Linked DNA regions of Homo sapiens: region 1 is linked to region 2. Evidence: chromatin loops called from intact Hi-C (ENCODE). Cell type or tissue: GM12878. All regions are shown on one strand. Each heading gives the region's core, and the rest is flanking DNA. Links, peaks and the distances in the headings are about the cores only.

The links. Peaks named below come from ENCODE experiments on the same cell type or tissue, not always from the same donor. Only the 100,000 strongest peaks of a DNase experiment are listed, where the experiment ranks them.
Region 1: a loop joins it to region 2, with 7 times the contacts of the local background. A loop is called at or near these places in 7 of 110 quality-filtered maps.

The regions. Positions count from the first base shown.
Region 1 is chr2:54,762,275-54,765,205 of GRCh38, forward strand. The region is part of intron 2 of EML6 (EMAP like 6); the gene reads left to right. Among named protein-coding and RNA genes, the nearest start is that of EML6-AS1, 13 kb to the left of the region's middle. In GM12878, for the core only: a CTCF peak has its summit at 1,567 (motif pointing right); no DNase peak of the experiment used is centred there.
Region 2 is chr2:55,174,136-55,177,066 of GRCh38, forward strand. CLHC1 (clathrin heavy chain linker domain containing 1) reads right to left here. Exons shown (of 13, transcript NM_152385.4): 13 at 1-1,851. The coding sequence ends at 1,655. Among named protein-coding and RNA genes, the nearest start is that of CLHC1, 57 kb to the right of the region's middle. In GM12878, for the core only: a CTCF peak has its summit at 1,644 (motif pointing left); no DNase peak of the experiment used is centred there.

The sequences.
Region 1 (2,931 bases), core at 268-2,767, 410 kb before region 2:
GTTTGGCTGGAGTACCTCAGAAGTGATAGTGTGTCCTCCTCAGAACATCACGGATGGGAATGCATGATGTCTATCCACTCATTATTGGTGATGTTCAATCTGATCATGGTAAAATCGATCATTAAATGTTATCCATTTTCTCTATCATATAGTTACTATTTTTTTCTTTTCTAATTATAGAGTAATTTGAGTGGAAGTGCTTTTTAAGACTCCACATAAATATCTTACTCCCCAAGCGTCTCCCACCTCCAGATTTAGTATCCGTTGCTAATTTATGTCTGAATTTGTGACTTTTAAAAACTCCATTGTTCCTTCCATATTTATTAGTTGACATTCTGCTATAATAAAGTGCTTCCTGCCCTTATTTATTTTGATGCTCAGATTATCCCCAGGGCCAATAGGAACTCCATTTATCTATTTCCTTTGTCCTTCTGACATGCTTTATAAATTTGTGTAGCATCTTATTGCTGTTTGGCATCATAGCTGTTCCAGGTCCATTTTGTACTTTCCCTTCCCTAGCACTGGAATCAATTTCTCCAAGAAATTCTGGTTCTTTTAGTGGGACTGGTATTTAAGAACTGTGATCTGTGATCATTGCTGTGCCAGAATGTCATTGTTCTTGACCTTTTCAGCAGATGGAGCTGGGGAATATATATACCTACACACTCATATATATAGCTAAAAAGATAGAGATACATTTAAACATCTTAAGTTTATACTGGTAACCCCCCAATTCCAACACAGCTTCCCACCCTACATTCTTCCTTGGTTTCTCCCATTTATTATTTATGTCTCTTTTCTTCCATAGTGAGAAGTCTGGCTCACAAAACATAATACATTTATTCATTTGATCCATCCTGCAATGTGCATAAAATAGTTTCAGGATTGTATACCCATCGAGTATGAAAAACAAACTGCTAAGAAGAGTTCAAGATTTATTTGCAGTTCTTTTATATTTCTTTACACTGAGCATGAATAGTCAAAGTTCTATGTTCAGAAGTTACTTGGATTAGTTCTGTATTTTAAAAATTCAGCATGGTTATGTTATTCATTTTAAATAAAGTTGGGTTCACTGGAATACAGTTAGGTTTACATTCAGTTTTAGGCTTCTCCCTCTATTCTTGTTGATCTAATTGAATTTTTGAATGTTTATAGAACTTTAACATGATTCCAAAACTCCAGACTATACAAAATAAGATATACTCAGAGAAGTATTCCAAGCTTCTTTCATTTTATTATCTTTTAAGTTAGCAATCTGCTTTTAAAGAATATTGAGAATTTAAAATCAAACACAGTGTTTGGCTAGGTGCATTTGTGTGGTTTTTGGATGGGTAGGTGGGTAGAGATATTACTGTCTGTTCTCCAAGTCATAGAAAATATGGAGAATGAAAATCGTCTTTCTCCTTCTACCAGGAGCCTAAAAGGGTGAATGTATTCAAAGTGGTTAAGGTAAAAATTGGGTATGACATTAATTTCATCGGAAAACAGCTTCAGCAGGCCTGGCAGGGTAGGGTGAGGGTTTGGAAAGGCTCTGGTGCTTTCAGGGCGTGACACTAGGGGGCACCTTGGCTCTGATGCTGCCTTCAGGCTCCCTTCTCTGCCAGAGCGAGGCTGGGAAGTGAGGTTCAAGATCTCCAGCCCTGAAGGCCTCTCCAAACTCCGTTGGTTGTTCTGTGCCATCTTGTAGGGTTTTGACCCAGGGGTGGACAGAAGTTGAAGGACAGGGACATTCTCAGGCCTCTGGCCTTTTCCCTCGTTGACCTTCTTAACTTCCTGCCCTCTAGTCAGCATTTTATTTTGTTTAGGTTGGCAAAAGTGGCTGAGTTAAGTAACCTGTCCAAGGTCATCATTCAACCTCCAAGCAGTCCAGTTATTTTCAATATGCCATTTTAGAAAGGTTATAGACAGCGGCCATTTATGCTGTGTGCCTGTCTGCCTGTAAAATAAGATTAAGTCCATATAATTTCCTAATACAAAACAAACTGGCACAAAGTAGACATAGTGGGAATATTATTAGTTACACGTTATGAAGTTGGAAAATTCAAATGAGAGCCATTTAAAGTAAATATAGAATTAGCGAGATTAGACCAAGAGGAAAAAAGTTGAGCTGATAATTAACTCAACATCTGATCCCCCCAAAGCAATCACAAATAAATTCATTATCCCTATTGCTCGTGAAACCTGGGGGCACTCCACTTGTATAAGGAATTTGAGGTGCATTAACTTTAAATTGCACTTGTCTGCTTCTTGTTGCTTGTGTAGGCATGTTTGCATTGCTTACATTAATGCTTAGTAATTCAGTGGCTAATGTGAAATCCCCCTGCTTTAACTTTGGGGAAGATAAAATTAAATTGTGCCTTCATCAATAAATACAAGAATAGGTTAAAGGCTGAACTTGTTTTTAAGAACATCACCTATCTCATCAGGAGTGACTGGTTAAATACTGTTCTGCCTAGGGCAGAATCAAACGCAGTTTGGGGAAATGGGGCAGCAAAAGGCCATGGTGGCCTTTTCAGCTTTCTTTCTATTTGGTATATGCATGGTAGGAGATGCCAGATTCCTATTTAACCTCTTCTATTTACAAAACTGCTTATGCCAAAATTTATTCATGAGTGCTTCCATTAAAGCTTGTAGTGAATTTTTTCCACCTGGGATTGTTGGCATTTGATTAGTGGGAGATGGTTAAATCACACATATGAATAGTTAGCTAATATTTTTGCTTTCAGTGTTTGTTTCCATTTTTAAAATTTTTCCTCTCTTTTGCCTACATTAGAATTTTTTTTTCTTTATTTCCCACTTTCTCGTAATAATATATTTTCTGGATATCTTCCTTTGAGTGGAAAACTACCTGAATTTTAAATTTAAGTGATCGTAGAAGTTTTAGAAGCAGTAAATATTTATTATATTCAGCCTCTAACTTATTGTGTATAA
Region 2 (2,931 bases), core at 177-2,676:
GCCAAAAATCAAAATATTATTTTGATAAGGCTTTTAGTAATAAATTGCTTTTTAAACTATGCACATGTATTACTTTAAAAATGCTACGTTTTAGAAAGCTGAATTATAATTATCCAGTATTCTATTTAGCACCAAATGGAAAAATTAAAAACTCAGCTTGAATGCTTCTGAATTTATAAGATAAGCCAGGCAACCCTAATACAAGTGTGGACAGATAACTTAATCTCAGCAATAAGTTGTACCAATATATCAAATACTTTAAAGAAGGATAAACATATAAATACAAATGAGTAGACATATGGGATTTAGTAAGTACAAACTAAGTAGAGAAATGTGTGTTTCTGGGGCCGATTACAAAGGAATTACAGCTATCTTTTCCTAAGTTCCTCTATCATGTTATACACTTACACTACACATACATTATCACTAATCCTCACAACAAGCCTAAGGAAGACTGCCCATATTTTATAAGTGAGTAAGAGGTAGGACCAGAATTTTAATATGAAGCTGTCTGACTCCCCGTTCATCTTCTTTCCACTATAACATAAAAATACATATTCAATTTAAATTTAGGATGGGAAAAGTTATGCTCTTTGCTCTTATTCTAATAGCAGATCATTTTCATTTTTTACTTGAAATTTTTTTTTCTTTTTTTAATAACAGAGACGGGATCTCACTGTGTTACCTAGCTGGTCTCAAACTCCTGGGCTCAAGCGATCCTCCTGCCTCGACCTCCCAAAGTGCTGGGATTACAGACATGAGCTACCTTGCCCAGCCAGCAGCTCATTTTAACCATGTTCCATGGTCAAGGATGACATTTAGCTAGTAAGCTCTGGTGTGGCATAAGGGCTAAAGGCTGTTCTGATTAATTAGGTATCTGTTCTGCTTGATTTGTGCCCATGCCATACTAATCATTAAATATTTTTAATATTACACCTGTCCATGGCACAGAACTTTCAGAGTTTTCAATCAAATACTTATTCAGACACTTGAAATAATCCAAAACCACTTCTTATGACATATTTTCCATACCTATAGGTATCACAGGTCTACTTCTATGCAAAATTCGACTGGTCTTCTCTCTAAGTAATAACATGCCAAGAGTCCCAGCTTTTATACTAGAAGCCTAAGCTTTGCCATATTTATATATATCAAAGCATGGGGCGCATCTTTAAATCAGCAGTACAAAATTACTATACTCTAGGTTTTTGCCAGCAAGTCCAACCTTGAAATGATTTCCTGCTTTTCTGGTCAAGTCAGGCTTGTAGCATTTCATGTTTGGGAAGACAGTCTAACACACAGGATACTACCCACACCTTCCTCAGTTCTTGCTATCATATTACATCACCAGAAAGTAATATATCTGGACATTAGCTTATGTCCTTAGATAAAAATGCCCTACACTGTTTCACACAAAGTTATAATCTTGGATTTTATCAAGATTCAATATAAGAAATGACCATATGGGGAAAAGGAAGCAATAGTATAAATATTTCAAAGACAAATCTAAATGTCATCATAACAAAAGTGTGATTTATTTCTGAGATCTTCTTACTCTAGATTTATTTATAAGTTAGTTACGTTAAAATCAGTTTTTCCCAACCAGCATACATAAGGTGTTGTACAAGCTCCCTCAGCTGGTTAAGATATAGAACTACCAAAACACATGTTCCATTAGGTTGACTGCGTCATCCTCTTCAGAAATTTCTGTAACTGCAGCCTGAGATCGAAGAATAGACGTGATGTCATTAGATAATTTGTCAAAGCCATTCTGTGAACATATATTTGCCACTTCTTGCCACTTTTCTATGGAGCAAAAGGAATCATTTATCATAAGACTTTCTACTGCATCTGTGGGGAAAAAATACAATATTATAGTATGGCACTTATTTGATAATCTATACTTTAGTGATTCTTCAAAAATAGAAAAGGACATAATTTCAACTCAGTTACTGTTAAACTCTACCTGATTCCCCTAAGATTAATGATATAACATGCAGTGCTCAGTCAAGCTCATGGTAAGTACTCGTGTTAGTTCCTTCTCCTCCTCCCTTATCATTAACCTCTTCATGTCTCAATTCAACCCTCTACCACTTCTCACATTTCACATCTCCACTCATCTCCTTCTTGTTAAGGCAGCAGATGTTGAAGGCTATAAGGCAGGAGCTCAGAAAGTGATGAATGTGGGCTCATCCTTATTCACAGAGTCTATAAGGCACCACTAGAAACTATGAAATAACTGTAAACCTATAGGTCAAGTTTTCATGATTTCAAACACTTATATAAATGCCTTAGTGGAGCTAACCCAAGGACTGAAGAAACTCTTTGACAAACTCTTTATCCTGTCTCTAGCTGGAGAACTCTTAATGATGGGGCTTCTATAACAAATATTTTTCTTAAGGAAATAAAATCATTTTGTTTGTTAAAGAAATTTAATATTATTTACTTTTAAAAATATCTTAGTGATCTATCAATTTATGGAACTCATTTCTTATCTATTACCTGCATTACTTATGGTACTTCATAAAAGAGGATCACTTTTTAGAATACTGTCATCACTATAATTTTATTTCTACCATAATTATTATTTTTATATGAAAATATTTTAGTTGATATCTGTAATGATAATTTCAAAATATAAAGTTATCTTCCAAAATATGTTTTCAAGTAATTTAAAATGAAGTTGTCTGTTCAACTTCCTATATTAAATTAATGAAAAGAAAATAAAAGTGAGTTTTAATTATTCTCTCTCTCATTTTTTTTGAGGCAGTGTCTCACCCAGGCTGGAGTGCAGTGGCACAGTCACGGCTCACTGTAGCCTTGAGCTCCCTGGGCTCAGGCGATCCTTCCACCTCATCCTCTCAAGTAGCTGGGACTACAGGTGCATGCCACATGTGGCTAATTTTGGTATCTTTTTCATAGAGACACGGT